Linked DNA regions of Homo sapiens: region 1 is linked to region 2. The links are chromatin loops, found by intact Hi-C in ENCODE. Cell type or tissue: K562. All regions are shown on one strand. Links, peaks and the distances in the headings refer to the core of each region. The heading gives the core; the rest is flanking DNA.

Region 1 (10,142 bases), core at 876-8,875, 180 kb before region 2:
ACTGGACGTTGGAATACAGAGATGAGCCTCTGGCCTTCACCTCTTGGACCTTCCCTGGTTTGGACTCCTGATGGCAGGTTTGGACTCCTGATGGCAGATGCCAAGGTGATGTCACTACCTGGATCATGCTGGGAGGAAGATGGAAGAGGGCCCAAGAGCTTCAGAGAGCAAACCGTCGGCTGCAAGCTGGGTCACCTGGCTCCGGCAGCCATTTTTCTTTCCTTTGGGTTCCCCTGACACTGAGTACTGTTTTGACAAAATGTTCAGCAACCAAGTGTCCATGCATGACCTAGAGGGTTCAGGAGGGACAGCCAGCCTGAAGACTTTACCAATAGACCCAGCATGGAAGGAGGCTCTCAGAGGCTGGAGGGGAAGGAAGCCTGACTTCTCTCTGGACACACCATGCCTCCTCTATTGCCAGAGCATGAAGGGAAATGGTGGATCCTCTCCTAGTAATACTTGAAGTCTTTGTTATTTGGGATCATTTGATTTTTGACTCTTAAAAATAGTCCATAGGCCGGGTGCGGTGGCTCACGCCTGTAATCCCAGAATTTTGGGAGGCCGAGGTGGGTGTATCATGAGGTCAGGAGATCGAGACCATCCTGGCTAACACGGTGAAACCCCGTCTCTACTAAAAATACAGCAAATTAGCTGGGCATAGCAGCAGTCACCTGTAGTCCCAGCTACTCAGGAGGCTGAGGCAGGAGAATGGCATGACCCCAGGAGGCGGAGCTTGCAGTGAGCTGAGATTGTGCCACTGCACTCCAGCCTGGGCGACAGAGCGAGACTCCATCTCAAAAAAAATAATAATAAAAATAAAAAAAAATAAGAGTCCATGAGGACTGAAAATGGTAATGAGGTTACAGTGAAAGTGAGATTCCAGGACAGGCTAAAAAATCAAGAGAAAGAGACTGGAGGAGAAACCTCACCTCCTTTGTGGCTTTTCAGAAATGGCCTTTGGAAGCAGCAGCAACTCCGAGAATGAACTTGCTGGCCCCACCCAGCGATGGAGAGAACATCCCTTTCAGAGCAGAGATGCAGGATGGAATAGGTGAAGAGAGAAATACAGATTCCCTGAATATCCGTGTCCTCCCTCTTTTTTCAAGGACTCCAGTATCTCCTGGAAGCTCCTAGAAAAAGTCTGGCATTCATGTGAACTTAATCAGCAGAGACTCATTTACATAATAAGCATTCTGTGAACACTTACCATATACAAAGCACTGTGTCCCACAGCTAGCATAAGGCCTGGCATACAGTAAGTATTTAATATTTGTTTAGGATTTTTTTCTTTTTTTAGATGGAGTCTCGCTCTGTAGCCCAGACTGGAGTACAGTGGCACGATCTCAGCTCACTACAACCTCTGCCTCCTGGGTTCAAGTGATTCTCCTGCCTCAGCCTCCCTAGTAGCTGGGATTATAGGTATGCGCCACCACGCCTGGCTAATTTTTATATTTTTAGTAGAGACGGGGTTTCGTCATGTTGGCCAGGCTGGTCTCAAACTCCTGACCTCAGGTGATCCGCCCGCCTCAGCCTCCCAAAGTGCTGGGATGAGCCACCGCACCTGGCGTGTTTGGGAGATCTAAGGGTGACTGAGAGACTATCCCTGCAGCCAAGGATTTTATAAGCCAGACGTGCCGGGGAGTAATTCAAGGTGGAATGAAATAAGTACATTTCCTGGTGTTTCTTTGGTCTCAGCTGCTCATCTGGAAGTGAAGCAGAGCTCCCTGGGGACCAGAGAGTATAGAAAATTTCTTTCTTGAGTGGACCCTAAGAATGAATGGGGAGATTTCCCCAGAATAAACCAGCTCACCCTTCCTTTTCCCCTTCCGCGGAGCTGAGTCTAGGGAGCAACAGCAGCGCCATCTTTCTTTTTCGGAGGCAGAAGCTGTGCACTCTTATCAGCAGTGGGACAGACTTGGGCTTTGGACCCAACAGATCTGGAGACCACCCACTAGATGAGGGAAGCTTGGGTACTGAGCCTTGGTTCCCTCTTCTGTAAAGGGAGCTAATTTTGTCTTCCTGCAGGGGGTGGATGTGAGAATTGTGAACGCAAAGTGGTGGGCACACTGCAATGGGTGTTCAGCCATCTGAGTCTTTGTCCTGTGACGAGTGTGCACATAATAGCATCGCGCGTGTTAAAGCTCTCTGAGCACAGGGCCTTTGTATCACTGATTTCCCCGCATCGCCTTAGTGTACAGTGCAACGTTCGCCCATGGTAGGTGCTAAATAAATGTTGTTGTTGTTGTTTTGTTGTTGTTGTTGTTGTTTAGACAGAGTCTTGCTCTGTCGCCCAGGCTGGAGTGTAGCGGCGCGATCTCGACTCACTGCAACCTCCGCCTCTCGGGTTCAAGCAATTCTCCTGCCTCAGCCTCCCAAGTAGCTGGGACTACAGACACCCACCACCATGCTCGGCTAATTTTTTGGTATTTTTAGTAGAGACGAGGTTTCACCATGTTGGCCAGGCTGGTTTTGAACCCCTGACCTCGTGATCCACCCGCCTCAGCCTCCCAAGTAGCTGTGATTACAGGCACCCACCACCACACCTGGCTAATTTTTGTATTTTTAGGAGAGGTGAGGTTTCACCATGTTGGCCAGGCTGGTCTTGAACTCCTGACCTCATGATCCACCCACCTCAGCCTCCCAAAGTGCTGGGATTATAGGCGTGAGCCATCACGCCTGGCCATAAATGTCTTTCAATGGGATATTTAAAAACATATGCATGTTGTTATGATATATATCTTCAAAAACAAAAATCGGGACATGTCTGACTAGGACAAGGACACCCAAGGCAGGCACAGATGAAGCACTTTAAGTAAGGCCAGTCCTCAGACGTCTGGCTCCAAGATGAACACTGACAAGGCCGTGCGTCTGGCTCGCCCCTCACTCCCAGCAGCCCTATTTTTCAGGGGGAGAAGGATGAGGCCCAGAGAGAAATTAAGATGACTTGAGCCAGGTCACAAGAAATATGATATTCCAAGAATTACTACTTCCCAGCTTCATCCTTCAATATCTCTCTTTCTCTTCATTTTGAAAAGCATAAGTTTAGGTAGGAGAAAATCTACCTAAGAGGCAAGAAAATTTCCCATGATGTTCAGCTTGTTCAGGTGACACACCAGGAGATGGGGTGAGGGCAGAGGGGTGATTTTGTCTCCAAAGCAGGGGTCAGCAAATGTTTTCTGTAAAGGACCAGATGGTAAATTGTACAGGCTCTGCAGGCCCACCATCTTTGTCACAGCTTCTCAGCTGTGCTGTGGTAATGCCAAAGCAGCCCTCAACAATATGTACATGAATGAGCGTGGCTGTGTTCCAATAAAACTTTATTTATGGACACTGAAATATGAATTTGATATCATTTTCACATGTCATAGAATAATACTCTTTTGATGGCTTTTCAACCATTTGAAAAAGTAAAAAAAAAAATTATTCTTATCACGCAGGCTATAAAAACAAGATGGCGAGCTGGCTTTGGCTGGTGGGCTGTGTTTGCTGACCCTGGCTCCAAGCACCTGTGAGATGGTCACTGGATGGCATGCATCCACTTACTCCACATTCTCATCTTCCTCTTGGAAAAACCTTCTGGCCATGGGGAGATGCCTGTTCCCTCAGACAAAAGGCTTAGAGGTACAAACAAGGCACTGCTTTCTCTACGAGGCTTCTAGATCGCCTGCCACCCGAGAATGTGAATACTCACATTTTTAGCTTCTAATGGGGGTGGACAGCCAGAAATCAAACTAGAAATGTGTGTTCTAAGCCATCTAACCCCCAGATTCCAGCATTTGGCTCCTCCAGCTTGAGCTAAGAAGTTGCATGAAAGCAGCCAGGCATGGTGGCTCACGCCTGTAATCCCAGCACTTTGGGAGGCTGAGGCGGGTGGATCACCTGAGCTCAGGAGTTCGAGACAAGCCTGGTCAACATGGCAAAACCCCATCTCTACTAAAAATACAAAAATTAGCCAGGTGTGGTGATGGTCACCTGTAATCCCAGCTACTCAGGAGACTGAGGCAGAGGAATCACTTGAACCTGGGAGGCGAAAGTTGCAGTGAGCTGAGATCATGCCACTGAACTCCAGCCTGGGTGATAGAGTAAGACTCTGTCTCAAAAAACAAAACAAAACAAAAAAAAAAGAAGTGAGAAAACAAATAATCCATGCCTCGACTCTCTTTGCAGAGAGTCCAGGACACTGGATGTTGGAGGCCTCACTGCTAGACATAGTCACAGAGTGCCTGGTGCACTGCTTAGAATTTGTCCTTTGTAAATTTAACTTGAGGAAGCACAGAAAGTTTGCCCTTCATATTGTGGCATAAATAATCGAGGAGCAGGTACCCCAGGAATGAAGACAGAGGAAGTTCTCAGTCCATAGTGGAGTGCACAAGAATGATAGGGAAGCCCAAGGTTTGTAAAAACCATAAATATCTCAACGGTATGCAAGGGCAGCCTGGAGAGCATCATTATCTGCTCCCCTGACTGTTTTAATATGCTGGGTAGAGAAGCCTGATAAATCACCGGAGGCTGCAGGGCTTGGAGAAGATTTGGCTGGAGCTAAAAGAAGGCAGCCCATGGGGAGGACAACTTTAGAATAACCTGAAAATACACAGACACGTGCCTGCAGACAGACACTTTCATTCATTCATCCAATATTTATTTCCTGCTTATGTTGTTCCAAGCACTGGACTAGATGCAGAGAGAATCAAGTTGAAGAAGACTCAGCTCCTGCCCACACGGAGCCTGGGAGCAGGGGAAGGCTGGAAGATACCGATTGGAAAGGTATCTCAGGAGCATGAATTATTGCCAGGGCACGGGTGATCCAGGGGTGCACCCCGCAGAGCACCTGCCCCCTTGTGGAAGCCCAGCTACCTGCAGCCTGAGCGCTGAGAACCTGACCAGCACCTGCAGAGACTGCAGAATGATCCTCAGTGGGTCCTCCTGAGCCGTCCTGCCTCCACCTCAAGCCCCTAGCAGAGAGGATCCCGGCCAGCCCTGAGCCAGTACAATGAAGGAGACAGCTGAACTTAATCTACCGAGGCTCTACTCCTCTTCCTGCTTGGAAAATCTCCATCCAGCCCGCTCAGCAGAGGGAACTGCCCCAGGAAGAGAAGAGCGGTGGGCTGAGGGGCCGGGTGGAGAGAGTACAGAGGGAGGAAGCTAAGTAAACACCCAGCCTCTGTGCTCCCCCGTGCTGCCTCCGCCTGGTCAGCACCCTGTCGCTGGCATTGATGGTTTCATTTTTCTGGAGAGAAAAAGAACAAACGCGGAAGATAATTGTAGTGGAACGGCCGATAAGTAACGTTTGGTCTCCTTTTTACAACCATTCCCTAGGGCCATATTATGATAATTTTTCTTCTATAACTGGCAAATTGTATAACGAGTCAGATGATAAACCAGCAAGCAAGGCAGAAATTTGCATTTTAATACAACTGCTGGTATCACTCCCCCCACCCCCCATCCCGGGGAGATCAGGGCCTCTCTGATCCTAGGTCACCTGGCACCCTGCCCTCCTGTTCCCTTCTCTGAGTGAGTGAGTCTGGAGCACTCAATAAATGTAGCATTTTCAATGAAAGCATAATATCTGTTTTCTCCAGATATTATGTAGCATAGAGATTACGATTCAGGGCCCTGGAATCTGCCAGCTGAGCCCTACCCCAGCTCCGACACTGACTGAATGGCTATTCTTAGTCAGGATCCTGAACTATGCCTCAGTTTCCTTTTCTGCAAAACGAGCATCATTCTACTCTCTACACTAGGGGTTTTTCTGTGGATGCCTGGTGTGCAGCAAATGCTCAATAAATATTATTAGTAATCGTGTCATGATGGTCTGTGTGGAAAAAACTTAAGCTGCTTTTCCTCTCTCCTCCTATCACAATCAACACAGAAGATTTCTGTGCCCAGACATGTGGGCTTTTTCCCCACATGCCAAGCAAGTCATCAATTCCGCAGGGAACATCAGCTAGGTATCCTCCCACCCCAATTCAATCCCAACACCATCTACCTGGAAATAGCATCAGATCACAGGTTGGGGGCTCGGTCCCACAAGAGTGACCCCCACATTTCCAGTGCCCATCACAAGCCCCAGTTTGTTTCACCTGGGCTTCTGACCTGCTGGCTGTAAACTTGGCTTCCCACAATCCTCTTCTAGGGTTCGATTAATCTGCTAGAGCAGCTCACAGAACTCAGGGAAACACCACATTCACCGCTATATTCTAAAGGACAGATGAAGGATAGAGATGAAGAGATGCACAGGTGAAGGTATGGGGGAAGGAGTGTGGAGTTTCCATACCTTCCTCCTGAAACCTCCATATGCTCAGCTATCCAGAAGCTCCCCAAACTCTGTCCTCTTTGGCCCTCTATGGAGACTTCATTGGATAGGCATGATTGACAACCATATAGACAACCATATGTGACTAAACAAAAAGGGTTTGATCTTAATACTAACAGACTGAGGGGGAAAACCCAGCCAGGCCTGTCTGTTCAGATTCTTCTTGGCCTCTCTGTGCAGCCTTCCTTCCTCCAGGGTATAGGGCAGGACCTCTTCTGAAATGGGGGCCCCTATTGACTTATAATCAGACAAGGAAGGTCAGAGAATTTCTTTATGGCTGGCCCCAAGACAGAAAGCTGGGGAAGACTGGAGTCCTGCCTTGGCCAGGTAAAAGGAGGGCAGGAGAAGTTCAGAGAGAGAGATTCTGTTTTTCGAGGCCTGCTTTTGAGGCCTAAAGCCCCCCAACAGTATAATAAGGACCATGGGAGTCATGAGCCAGGAACCATGGACAAAAACCAACATAGCATAGATGATATTCTAATATCACAGGTGGTGATGATGATGATGGGTCCAGGTCCATAGGGCAGTGGTTCCCAGTCAAGGCCGTGTTATCAAGCCAGCCTCTGTCCCTCACCTGTGCTCTTGTACACACCCCCCCACCACCACCTTCAGGGCCTTAGCACTGCCTTTATATTCAGAGCCTGGGAGTCCTGGAAAGTTCAGAGCACACAAGGTTAAGGGTACACAAAAAGCCAGGTCATGGGTTATGGAAGATCACACAGATGTGTACACATCACCACCAGCCAGCCCCCAGGGCCCAGAACTGTTCTGGTCACCCCCTGGGCAAGTCCAGTTTTAGAAATTCTAGAATCTTCCAGATAAACGAAGTGGTAGAAAGAGCACTGGCCTTGGAGTCACAGGCTTGACCTTGAAGCCCTGCACCATCACTTCTGTCTGCTCAGCTTTGGAAAAGTGAGTCCATTTCCCATCTATACAAGGAGTAACAACATCTATGCTTCTGAGGACTGAAAGGGTTAACAGAAGCCCACGCCTGGCACGCAACACCAGTTAAATCCACCAATTAGCTGACTCGGAAAGAAAGGCGCTAACAACCTTGGCCAACTTTTCGGTATGGTGGTTACATTTGGCAGGGACTGCCCATCCTTTCATGCCCAAGAGAAGCTAAGTGGTATCCAGAAAATCCTGCCAAAAACAAGTCTTGATTATTATTTTAGCTCCAGGAGTGAAGACTTTGGGGACTTGGCATGCCCTATTGTTTGAATTTATAGACATGGGCCCCTCCAATAACCAGCCAGAGGGAGGAAAAGGTTGCTATCACAATGGATTTTTTGGAGAGTTGTTTTTAGAATTTCCTACAACCCCTTGAGACCATCAGAAGTTCCAAACCAGGGCTGGGAATTAAGTTTGTTTCTGCAGTGTGATGAGGCTTCTGTCCACCTCACTAGGGTATAGGGGGTAGGAGCTGCTTTTTCTACACAAAATGAACCACAGACCATGATGAGGACTTTGGTGGTGGTGCCACAACTGAGATCATTCATTCATTCAACAAACATGTATTGACTTCAGTTTATGTTCCAAGCCTGATCTAAGTGATTAGGATATATAAGAAAACAAAACAGACAATACTTCCCACCTTCATGGGGCTTACTGTGTTCTAGTGTGGAGACACACACACACACACACACACACACACACAAGAAGTAGGTGAATTGTATGTTGGAAGGCAGAGTGCTAGGATAAAATAGAGCAGAATGAGGAAGCACACTGAATATTCTTTTTCTTTTTTTTTTTTGTTATTTTTAAGAAATGGAATCTTTCTCTGTTGCCCAGGCTGGAGTGCAGTGGCATGATCACAGCTCACTGCAGCTCACTAGGCTCAAGCAACCCTCCCACCTCAGCCTCCTGGGTAGCTGGGATCACAGGCTCAGGAATGAGGAACCAAACCTGGCTTGAATTTTCAGGAGGGAGTGTGGATAGAGTGGATTGTTGTCCCCAGTTTTCCACACCCTCCTGGTAACAGAATCTAATATCCTGGCTCTTGGTGGGTGACTTAGCAGTGCCCCTCCCACCCAGAGGAGTTGTAATACCTTTTCCGCCCCATGATGCTGGGCTTCGCCGTGTGATTTGCTTGGGCCAACGGGATGTCAACTGCTCTGATGCATCAGAGGCTTCATGTGTGCTTGTGAGCCTTAGTTTGGCCTCCTGTGCCTCTGTCATTGCTATGTGAAGAGCATGCCCAGGTGCATGAAGCCTGCAGTCAGCCTGGCTCAGCCCCACCCAGCCTGCTCAGCCCAATCGCAGCCAATCTGTCAACCACTAACATGAAATAAAATATGACTTAAGACTTCTGTACTGGTTTTCTATTGATACCATAACAAATTACCACAAACCTAGCCACTTAAAACAACACAAATCTATGATCCCAACAGCTCTGTGAGTCAGAAGTCCAGTTTGGCTCCAGGCTTCAGAAGGACAAAATCAAGGTGTCTGCTGGTTGGGCTTTTACTGGGAGGCTGTGGGAAGAATTTTCTTTCAAGCTCATTCAGATCATTGGCTAAATTCAGTTCTTTGTGGATGCAGAACTAAGATTCTCATTTTTTTACTTGCTGATGGCTGGGAGCTGCTCTCAGCATCCAGAGGCCTCTCTCTCTGGTTCTGACATCTCAGAGGCAGCAATGGCACATTGAAGCCTTCTCATACTTGGAATCTCTCCTTTCTTCTGCTTTTCCATCTGCTATCAAGGGCTTGTTTGATTACACAGGGTCCACCTAGATAGCCCGAGTGTATTGTCCATTCTCACGCTGCTATAAGAACATAACTGAGACTGAGTAATTTATAAAGGAAAGAGGTTTAATGGGCTCACAGTTCCACATGGCTGGGGAGGCCTCACAATCATGGCAGAAGGCGAAGGAGGAGCAAAGGTTTGTCTTACATGGTGGCGGGCAAGAGGGCATGTGCAGGGGAACTGTCCTTTATAAAACCATCAGATCTCATGAGACTTACTCACTATCACGAGAACAGCATGGGAAAAACCCATCCCCATGATTCAATTACCCACTGCCAGGTCCCTCCCATGACATGTGGGGGTTATGTTAACCTTGCTCAGACATTAGTGTTTGACAAAAAGGATGGGAATGTTGGAAACATTTTTAGGGTTCTGTCTACCACAACCTATAATGTAGGGTTCCTGGGACTGTTTGTTACACAGTGCTAGCACTACAGAAACCTGGCTCTCACGATGTCCAAGATAGCTCTCACTGAGAAGTAACGCCTCAGCAAGAGCCTTCTCCAAGCTTTCTTTTTCCTTCCTACTGGATTGAACCTACTTCAACCCAGCTTGAGCCATGTCTATGACAACAGTACCTAGGGGAAGGCAGGACAACAGTACCTAGGGGAAGGCAGAACAACAGAGCAGAGCAAACTGTTCTCCCATGTCCATGAAGAGCAGAGAGGCCCCAGCAATCCAAACCACTCACCCCTCAAGTATTGGGTAAGAGAGAAAGGCACTTTGTTATTTAAACCACTGCGTTATTGCTTAAACAATTGTATTATAGCAGCTTAGTCTTTTATCAATACTAATACAATATCTAATACAAGAACTATACTACAAGGCAAATAAACCAATGGACACGAGCCACCTTGGGGGAAGCAGCAGCATGTTTTACCGGGTAAATCTCAAAAGGTTGCTTGCGAGGGGTGTATGGCCTTAACCTCTAAAGTTCACAAGTACAGTAGACACTCGTATATGAAACAATGTGCAGAGGATGGACAAACTGAGTGACTAAGAATGAAAATAAATGATTCTTATTAAAGACATGCAAAACAAAGAAGAAGGGCAGGTCTAAGAGGGTCAAGAGGTAAGGTTAGG
Region 2 (10,142 bases), core at 1,419-9,418:
CCACACACACACACACACAACACACACACACACACATACACGACAGTGGTTGCCTCTGAAGGACAGAACTACACGTATAGACTCGTGGGGAGTTCTTTATGATCAGCTGACTGAAAAAGGAAATTAAATCAGATCTAATTTACAGATGGTTCTGCATGGTATATTGGCATCAACCAGAAGAAGACTACTATTAATACATTACCACTGTAATCGAGAGCATCTCTTAAAGGCAGTGGTTAAGGGAAATCCTCCCACTAGACAGAAGTTCCAGCATTATCTTTGGTTGTCTACTTGGGCTGAATGGAGAGATAACCAAAAGTATGGATCTACACTAACTTATGGGCTGTGGTTAATGGCTGGACAGGATGCTCAGGGACTTGGAAATAACAAGATTGGAAGATGAAGACAAGGAGCTCTGGGAAGGAGGAATGTGGATGGACTTCTTGGAGTAGGCACAGAGGACAAATATGTTTGTGTGCCGTCTGAATATTCACCAAAGTCTAGCCACTGTAGAGGAGGTTTTCAACAAGATGACACATTTTGTGGATATCCATTTACATTTTTCCCCAGGCCCCTGATGGTTGTGCAATAGGAGAGTATACAAAACAGTCACAGTGGCAATAGCAGAGTCTATGTGTGGGCTTAGTGATAAGAACTCCACTCACAAAATCCACCTGGCTACCACCTCTGCTGCATGCCCAAACTGACAACAGCAGAGACCAACACTGAGCTGGTCTCTAGTACCATTCTGCAGGGGGATTAGCCAGACATGTGGTAACAGGTTGATTATATGGAAAGGGGCAGCAATTTGCCCTCCCTAGAATAATATGTATTCAGGATATAGATGTACCTTCCCTGCTGACAAAGTTTCTGCTAGTACTACTATCCATGACCTCATAGGGTGCCTTATCCTGTGAGGATAAGGTTATCCACCATCATGATATTCCACAGATGTGGTTTGGCTGTGTCCCCACCCGAATCTCATCTTGAATTCCCATGTGTTGTGGGAGAGACCTGGTGGGAGGTAATTGGATCATGGGGGCGGTCTTTCCCATGCTGTTCTCGTGATAGTGAATAAGTCTCACGAGATCTGATGGTTGTAAAAAGGGGAGTTTCCCCACACAAGCTCTCTTCTCTTGTCTGCCGCCATGTGAGACATGCCTTTCACCTTCCACCATGATTGTGAGGCATCCCCAGCCACACAGAACTGTAAGTCCATTAAGCCTTTTTTTCTTCCAAGTCTCAGGTATGTCTTTATCAGCAATGTGAAAACGGACTAATACACCCACATGACAATGTTTCTGATCAAGAAACTCACTTTGTAGAAGTAAAGTGGGGCTGGGTGAGGAGGCTCATGCCTGCAATCCCAGCACTTTGGGAGACCAAGGCGGGAAGATCTCTTGAGCCCAGGAGTTTGAGACCAGCCTGGGCAACATAGTGAGACCCCACCTCTACAAAAAAAAAATACAAACAAAAATTAGCCAGGTTTGGTGGCATGCACCTGTAGTCCCAGCTACTTGGGAGGCTGAAGTAGGAGGGTTGCTTGAGCCCAGAGAGGTCAAGGTTGCCGTGAGCCATGATCGTGCCACTGCATCCCAGCCTGGGCAACAGAGCAAGGGCCCTATCTCAAAAAAATAAAAATAAAAAAGTAAAGCAATGGCTCATGCCCCTGGAAATCAATGGTCTTCCCACATACCCCATCACACAAAAGCAGCTGGTCTGACAGAACAAGCAAATGACCTACTGAAAACTCAGTCTGCCAACTGGACAATAACATTCCAAAAGATTGGTCTGTTTTACAGGATGCAGCATATGCTGTGAATTGATGTCCAATCTACAGCCATGTTTTTCCCAGACCAGAATACACAGGCCAGGGAAACAAGGAGTGGAAGTGGAAGTGACTCCTCTTACTATTTTTAAAAAATACTTTCTGTAGAGAAGGAATCTCACTATGTTGCCCAGGCTGGTCTCAAACTCCTGGCCTCAAGCAATCCTCCCGTCTCGGCCTCTCAAAGTGCTGGGATTACAGGCCTAAGCCACCACACTCAGCCACCTCTCACTATCATACCTAACAACTCTCACAGAATGTTTGTTTCCTATCCCCTCTTTAACTTTGAACTCTGCTGGTTTGGAGGTTTTAGGAACCAAAGGAGGAATGTTTCCACCAGAGACCCAGTGATTGTTCCACTGAACTGGACATCAAGGCTAACACCTGGACATTTTATAGGCTCTTTATGCTGCTGAATAAACAGGCAGAGAAGAGAATCACTTTCCTAGTTAGCAAAGAGAAACTAGTTAGCTACTATATAAAGGAGACAAGGAACCCAGGAAGTTCTCTGGTGACCCGTGTAGTACTTCCTTGTCTAAGGGAAGACTAATGGATATGGAACAGGCAATGAGAGAAGGAAGTTAATATCAACACGACCTCATAAAAACAAGAACATAGAAAGCAGGAATATTTTCTTCCTTGCCTGTTGATATGTATACATGTTTGCACTGGCACATATTAACTAATGTCTCTTCTCTCTCCTTTGCCGTTTTTATTTTATGTAAAGATTATTAGCAGTGGTTAACTTCACAATTTCATCTTTAAGTTACAAAATATTCAGATGGGACCATGACTAGTTTTGAGGGGTGATCAACATCATCTAGAAACGAGTACCATGACTGTCACTCAGAGGAGGATATAAGAGCTCTTGGGATTTTATGTCTCCTCTCTTTGAGAACACTGTGAGTGTCTTTGTACAAAAGATAATTGCATGTTATAAGGTAAAGGTGTACGTTTGTTGTTATCATTAGATGGTGTTCAGTACATGTAGATGGATGCTGAGTAGCCAAAGGGGTGGAGGACTGTGTCAGCTGTCAAGCTATCATCTCTCAACTCCGAGCTCACCCTTCTATTTATTTATTTATTCATTCATTTATTTTTATTTTTATTTTTATTTTTTTTTTGTTTTGTTTTGAGATGGAGTCTTGCTCTGTCACCCAGGCTGGAGTGCAGTGGCGCAGTCTCAGACACTGCAACCTCTGCTTCCCAGGTTCAAGTGATTCTCCTGCCTCAGCCTCCAGAGTGCCTGGAACCACAGGTGCCTGCCACCACACCTGGCTAATTTTTGTATTTTTAGTAGAGGTGGGGTTTTGCCATGTTGGCCAGGCTAGTTTCAAACTCATGACCTCAGGTGATCTGCCTGCCTCAGCCTCCCAAAATGTTGGGATTACGGGCATGAGTCACCACGCCCAGCCCGAGCTCACTCTTCTAAACTCTACGTTTTGGTGCTAAGATTGGGGCTCTGCACATAACATCTCTCCTTCGTCAACTGGCTCCTTGTTGGGTTCTGCCTGTAGGAGGACTAGAGAGAAACCAAAGGCTGGAGGAGAGAAAAGAGGCATATGCTCTTTCTGCTGGCTTATTCTTCTTGTCCCTGTCTCTCCAGCAACAGATCTCCCCCCGAGCAGCAGCAGTGCATTCCAGTAGCCAGTTTTTACTGCACAATCTCATCATGCTCCTTCAGAGATAGCAGCACCAGTCAGCCAGGCTGCAGCGTCTGAGGTCTAAACCCAGCTCCATGGGGCCTCTTCTTCAAGCTTGTAGAGTCAGATAACCACGACATCTCCCTTTTGTTCTGCCCATCCTAGGGATGATGGCTTCTTTCTCTAGTTCCTCTAACCATGCTACTTCAATGTTCTCTTTGGGCTTTTTCAGTCCTCCAATACCTGTTTAGCCAATTCTCTATATTAAATTCTCTGTTAAGATAACTGGTGTGGTTTCTATTTTCCTGACTGAACTCTGACTAATACAAGCAGGCAACTGTAATTTTTTATTATAAGCCTCCTATACAATTGGAATTTGTTTAAATTCTGCATGTATACTACTTTTTGTTACTTTTTTCCAATTCTGCAATGTAATTGCAAGGAGAGTGCAGTTACAGAGTACTGCCAGACCATTTAGAAGAAGAAACTCCTCGGCCAGGCGTGGTGGCTCATACCTGTAATCCCAGCACTTTGGGAGGCCAAGGCGGGCAGATCATGAGGTCAGGAGATCGAGACCATCCTGGCTAACACAGTGAAACCCCATCTCTACTAAAAAAATACCAAAAAAAATCATCTGGGCGTGGTGGCGGGCACCTGTAGTCCCAGCTACTCGGGAGGCTGAAGCAGAAGAATGGCGTGAACACAGGAGGCGGAGCTTGCAGTGAGCCGAGATCACGCCACTGCACTCCAGCCTGAGCGATAGAGCGAGACTCTGTCTCAGAAAAAAAAAAAAAAGAAGAAGAAGAAGAAGAAGAGCCTCCTCTACACTGGGTTGGTCATGGAAGACTTCCTGGAGGAAGTGACATCTAAACAAAATTTGAAAAACTCATTGAAATTAACCAGGCAAAGAGTGTGAGATAGTAAGCCAGGCATAGGGAATAAATAGCAAGTACAAAGGGAAGGAGGTAATAAGGCCTCATTAAGTTCAAGGAAGAGTCCGGCTGGAGCATTGCCAGTGTCAAGACGGGAGGCTGGGGAGGAGAGAGGTGATTGGATCAGAAAGGACCTCTGCAACCTTAGAGAGGAGTTGGGACATTTTCCCAGGGACTGTGAAGATCTTAGAGAGTTTCAACAGGGAAGAGGCATGACTGTATGGCCGGCAGCAGACACCCAACATCCTTGTGCCCACCTTGAGCACGCTGGCCCTTGCTCTCGGCCAAGTCACATCATCTCCAGCACTTGCCCAAACTCCACATCTCCCCCGTCTTCCCAGGCAGGCGCCTCCTCAGAACACATCTGTACTGAGTTTCCCCCTCAGAAACCTTGTTAGGACACTAGTTAGTGTGATAAACTAATTCACGGTGAAGTGTTAGCAAATGAAAATGGTTTATCGCTCCTCGGGGTATTTTCATTTTAAGGAGACTCCGTTGACAAATATTTACTGAATGGTCTATTACATGCAAGAAACTATGTAAAACTCCTAGGGGGAGTCACGGCTTGACCTAAATAAATCAGTCTCTAATGATAGAATCCTAGGCTCACCGGGAAGCATTGCAGGCAGCACACAGCCTTTCTTATCTCTGCTTAAACCACATTAGCCTCTCTCTTGATCTGCCCTCCATCCCGACCCCCACTCCTCCCCTCCAATGGGGCTGAGCAGAGGCCGTGGCCCCCGATGTTTAACTGTGACTTCCCTGAGTGGTGTTGACATTGCTGGGACTGTATTGGGGGCTCAACAGTCAATCTTCGCCCCATGTTTTGGAATCCCCAGGTCTGCCCCATGGGAAGCCAGAAGGAACTGTACTGAGGGAGCTCCATCTCCCGTCCTTGGCCACGCTCTGCCCCCACCTCCACCCAGACACACTTACGGAGGGCCTCCTGCACACCTGGCCCTGTGCCAGGAATAAGGGCCAGGGAGCAGGGGGCAAGGATGGGGAACAGCACAGAAGTCCCACACCTGCACTTCATTTCAGCACGAGATGGATTCTCCCTTGAATAGTGGAGCCTCAGGCCGGGCACTGTGGCTCATGCCTGTAATCCCAGCACTTTGGGAGGCTGAGGTTGGTGGATCACCTGAGGTCAGGAGTTTGAGACCAGCCTGGCCAACATGGTGAAACCCTGTCTCTACTAAAAATACAAAAAAAAAAAAATTAGCTGGATATGGTGGCGGGCACCTGTAATCCCAGCTACTCGGGAGGCTGAAGCAGGAGAATCACTTGAACCTGGAGGCAGAGGTTGCAGTGAGCCAAGATCGTGTCATGGCACTCCAGCCTGGGCAATAAGCGATACTCTGTCTAAAAAAAAAAAAAAAAAAGTGGAGCCTCCTCACCTGGTTGATTCTCCTCCTCTCTTTCTGTGTGTGTGTCTCTCTCTCTGCCTTCTGAGATACCAAACTAAAACAGAAAGGAGGATGAGAGGCAGGAAGGAAGGATGAATGCCGGAATGGGATGAACAGTGCTTTTCCAGCTGCTGGTCCCCCAAGTCCTCTCTCTCACCCCCTCTCTCATTGTCAGGCTCCACTCCTCCCAAGCTGGATTCCCCAGAACCACCCTCATCCCCTCCGGCCCCTCCCCACTTACCTGTTTGCAACGCCCTTCTTGGACAGCACAGGTGAGACATCCCGAATAAAGACACTGAACAAGGAAGTGGAAGCCGGAACCCTGGCGCTTTCGTCAGATTCACTGCATAGTGTCTAGAGAAGCTTACCTGTGCCTTAGCTAAGTTCCCAGGACTCACTATTCCCATCTATAAGATGGGCACAGCCCAGGCCCTGTTATCCCCCTAGGACCATCTAGACCTTCCCTCTCCGCCAGCCCTTCCCAGGCTCCCCCTTCCATCCATTAAGAAACACTGGCATCTAGTGGTTGTGTGAGGGACCTGCAGCGCAGACCCGGCTTCCAAGAACAGGGCCCATAGATGGAGAAGCCTCTGACAGCCCTATCTAGAAACAAGGAGCCCCGTATTCCATACTGCCCTCTGCAGCATCCCTCCCTCTCCCTCTGAAGAACCCCCAAGACCCCCAAACAACATGGGAGTCAAGAACCAGTGTTGAAATGGCCATGTTGCCCATCCTTGCTGAAGACCACCCAGACACCTCCCTGGTGATGAGGAGGGGAGAGAACCTGTGGATGAAACACCCCATGGCCAATCCACAAAGTGAGTCATTAGGAGCTGAGCACAAGCCCAAATTCCAGACAAATAGGACAGCTTCCTACCACGGTGGCTGCCAATCTGCCAGCCACTCCATCATGTGACCCCCCCCCCCAGACACTTAGTCAGCACTCCCAGGTGCCCAGCATCATACCAGGCTGTTGACAGTGTGTGCCTGCATGTGTGTGTGCATGGATGAGCACAGGGAGAGATGTGTGCAGAGGAAAGAAGAGGCACACAGCATGAGTCACTGGCAGACATAAGCAAGTGAACCATAAAATAATCTAAATTCATTTATTCAACACATACTTCCCAACACCTGCTGTGCACCAGAGAGAGCTGCTCCCAAGCCACCAAGGGCTCACCCCAACCCTACCACCTGACAGCTACCTGAAAATAGTCTACCCCGCACTCCTACCCTCCAGTTAACCTACTTTGCATACGTTAAAGACTGTTTTACCATTGGCTTGCATCTCTGCATCCCCTGTAGCTAGGTCTACCCCGCACTCCTACCCTCCAGTTAACCTACTTTGCATACGTTAAAGACTGTTTTACCATTGGCTTGCATCTCTGCATCCCCTGTAGCTAGCACACAGAAGGGGCCTAATATGTGCTTATTGAAGTCATTAATCCAGTCCAGCGCCTGCCAAAGCGGGAATCCCTTCTGATAACGTCACCGATGGCTGCTCTCCCAGCCCCCTCAAGGGCCACCGGTTATTCCGTATGCTGTTGTGTCCGTCAGGTTTCTGTGGCAAGGGACAGAACAGCAACTCGGATTCACTGGAGTAGAGAAGGGAGCTGCACAGGCAGAGAGAGCAGAGTTGGGTGCTGGCAGGTGCGGATTGAGGGTAAGAAAGAGAACGGAGTCAGGTGCTGGCAGGCCTGGATGACCACATCTGGTTTTCCCATCCTTTTATTCTGTTTTCCTTAGCCCCCTGCCATGCCCATATCCCCATCTCCAGACTCTGCTTCTGTTTGTTGCTGGTCCTAGCCTGCCCTTCTGCATACCAGCTGCCTTCATGCAGCAGGAGGAAGGGAGATGGCCACAGGCTCTTCCAGGCTTGCACGATCCTAGCACAGGATCCCAGAGGCTCCCTCTCCCTCTCCTGTTGAACATATCTTTTTTTTTTTTTTTTGAGACAGCGTTTTGATCCTGTTGCTCAGGCTAGAGTGCAATGGTGCAATCTCAGCTCACTGCATCCTCCACCTCCTGGGTGCAAGTGATTCTCCTGCCTCAGCCTCCCAAGTACCCAGGTAGCTGGGATTACAGGCACCTGCCACCACGCCAGGCTAATTTTATGCTTTTTTAGTGGAGATGGGGGTTTGCTATGTTGGCCAGGCTGGTCTTGAACTCCCGACCTCAGAAGATCCACCCGCCTTGGCCTCCCAAAGTACTGGGATTACAGGCGTGAGCCACTGTGCCCGGACATATCTTGAGGAATATCTAAATCTCAGGAATGACTCTGTCTGGACCAGTTCCGATCCCTGAGTCCCCACTGCCCAACCTCCTGTCCATTCTTAAGGCCTGAGAGACAGGTACAATGTCCCAGGGCACACATGTCTGCCCCTGTGGTCAAGGGGAGGGGAAAGGACACTGTTACTACCTGCCCATCAGAATTGTGTGCAATGGGAAGTAGGACAGAAGAATCTTCCAAATGAGGGAGGGTATCTTACCAGGAAGAGGGAAGGAGACATGCCGAGAAAGTGCAGTGTTTCAACAGTGTCCCCCAAAACATTCACTTCCATCTGATCCTCAGGATGTGACCTAATTTGGAAATAGGGTCTTTGCAGATGTAGTTAGGGTGAGGATCAAGCAGAGATTATCCTCTTGATAATCTCTTTGAAGGGTGTTTTGGGGGGCCAGCCGTGGTGGCTGACGCCTGTAATACCAACACTTTGAGAGGCTGAGGTGGGCAGATACCTGAGGCCAGGAGTTCAAGACCAGCCAGGCCAACATGGCCAAACCCCATCTCTACTAAAAATACAAAAATTAGCCAGGCGTGGTGGCACACGTGGTGGCTGTAATACCAGCTATTTGGGAGGCTGAAGCAAGAGAATCGCTTGAACCTGGAAGGCAGAGGTGGCAGTGAGCCGAGATCGCGCCACCGCACTCCAGCCTGAGCAACAGAGACTCTGTCTCAAAAAAAAAAAAAAAAGAAGAGATTATCCTGGATTAGGGTGGGTCCTAAATCCAGAGAGCATGTCCTTTTAAGAGACAAAAAAGGAAACACACAGACACAGGAAGGAGACCACGTGAGGATGGAGGCAGAGACTCGAGTGATGTGGCCACAAGCCGAGGGACACCAGGAGCCCCGCCAGCAACTGGGATAGGCAAGAAGGGACCCTCCCCTAGAGCCTCAGAGGGAGCACAGCCCTTCCGACACCTGGATTTCAGACTTCTGTGCTGAAGAACTGGGAGAGTATCAATTTCTGCTGTTTTAGGCCAACAAATGTGTGATCATTTGTGATGGCAGCTCTTAGAAAAGAACCCAGGAGGCCAAGACCAAAAGTCGTCCACTGTGCCATTTTCTGGGGTGGCAGATGTTTTAGGGGGCTGGAAAGCACCTGGTGGAGGTGTCAGCTCACTTCCCAGAGCCACGCCCACCAGCCGCCACTCTGCTGCAGAGACTCGGCTCAGGACCACTCCTCCCTGAACTGTCTGTCTAGAGCCTGCACACATGTGTGACATGGCAGACCCTAAAGTGTCCAGAGATTTTAGGACCTCCCCACCACCACCACCATCAACCACTTATGAGTAAACTGAGGCCCAGAGAAGCTAAACAGCCTGTCCCCTTCAGATAGTTAGAAGAATTTCTGAATACAAGGAAGAATTCTTCAGTAAAATTGATACATGACCTCTTTCTTTCTTCTTTGTTAAAAAATCTGATTAATTAGTAAAAGCTGGAGTGTTTGATAGTCACTGCTGAGAACACTGGAATCGTCAGGAAGCTAAATGCTTCTGAGCAACGGGCAAAGCGCTGGAGATCAAGCGGGCATTTTTTTGGCCTAAGATTTTGACAGGGTCAAGAGGACGTTCAACCCCTCACTGAGCCTTCGCGCTCCTTGTCTAATTTAATTGTTTGGAAGTCAGAAAGTGCAGTAGCTTTCTAGTTTCTTCTTTTCCAGGCTGAGATTTCATTCCTTGAAACATTCTTCTTTCCTTGATACAGTTTGCAAGGCCTCCACCTTGCTGGCAAGCAATCTGTGCACACACTCACCGCTCCTCACTGCAGCCTCACTGCTGGGCTGCCTGCTCTGGCCCTGCCGGGAGACCTGGGCTGGGGCAGGATGGTGGCCGCTGCCCGGAGGCACGGGGCGGGGAGAGACGTGTTGAGATCAGGCCTCTCCCATCAGCCCCCAGGCCCAGGAGTGGACACAAAACATGGAGAGCCCAGCTCCTGACTCCTCCCATTCCAGCCCTCCCAGCCCCCTCCACAGAGAAATCCAGAGCCCATCCCAGGCAGCTTCTCCAGGCAGCAGGTGGTTCCACAGCCTAATTCAGGACCTCTAATCTCCCCCCA

The links. A loop is a pair of places that touch in the nucleus more often than their neighbours do. Peaks named below come from ENCODE experiments on the same cell type or tissue, not always from the same donor. Only the 100,000 strongest peaks of a DNase experiment are listed, where the experiment ranks them.
Region 1: it touches region 2 in a loop (4-fold over the local background); 4 of 110 quality-filtered maps call a loop at or near these places.

Annotation. Positions count from the first base shown.
Region 1 is chr17:73,993,968-74,004,109 of GRCh38, forward strand. No RefSeq gene overlaps it. Among named protein-coding and RNA genes, the nearest start is that of LINC02074, 110 kb to the right of the region's middle. In K562, for the core only: a CTCF peak has its summit at 4,839 (motif pointing left); a DNase peak (open chromatin) is centred at 4,814; H3K27me3 peaks cover 575 bases.
Region 2 is chr17:74,170,554-74,180,695 of GRCh38, forward strand. No RefSeq gene overlaps it. Among named protein-coding and RNA genes, the nearest start is that of RPL38, 28 kb to the right of the region's middle. RefSeq lists an enhancer at 9,414-9,990. In K562, for the core only: a CTCF peak has its summit at 6,331 (motif pointing left); a DNase peak (open chromatin) is centred at 6,328; H3K27me3 peaks cover 1,758 bases.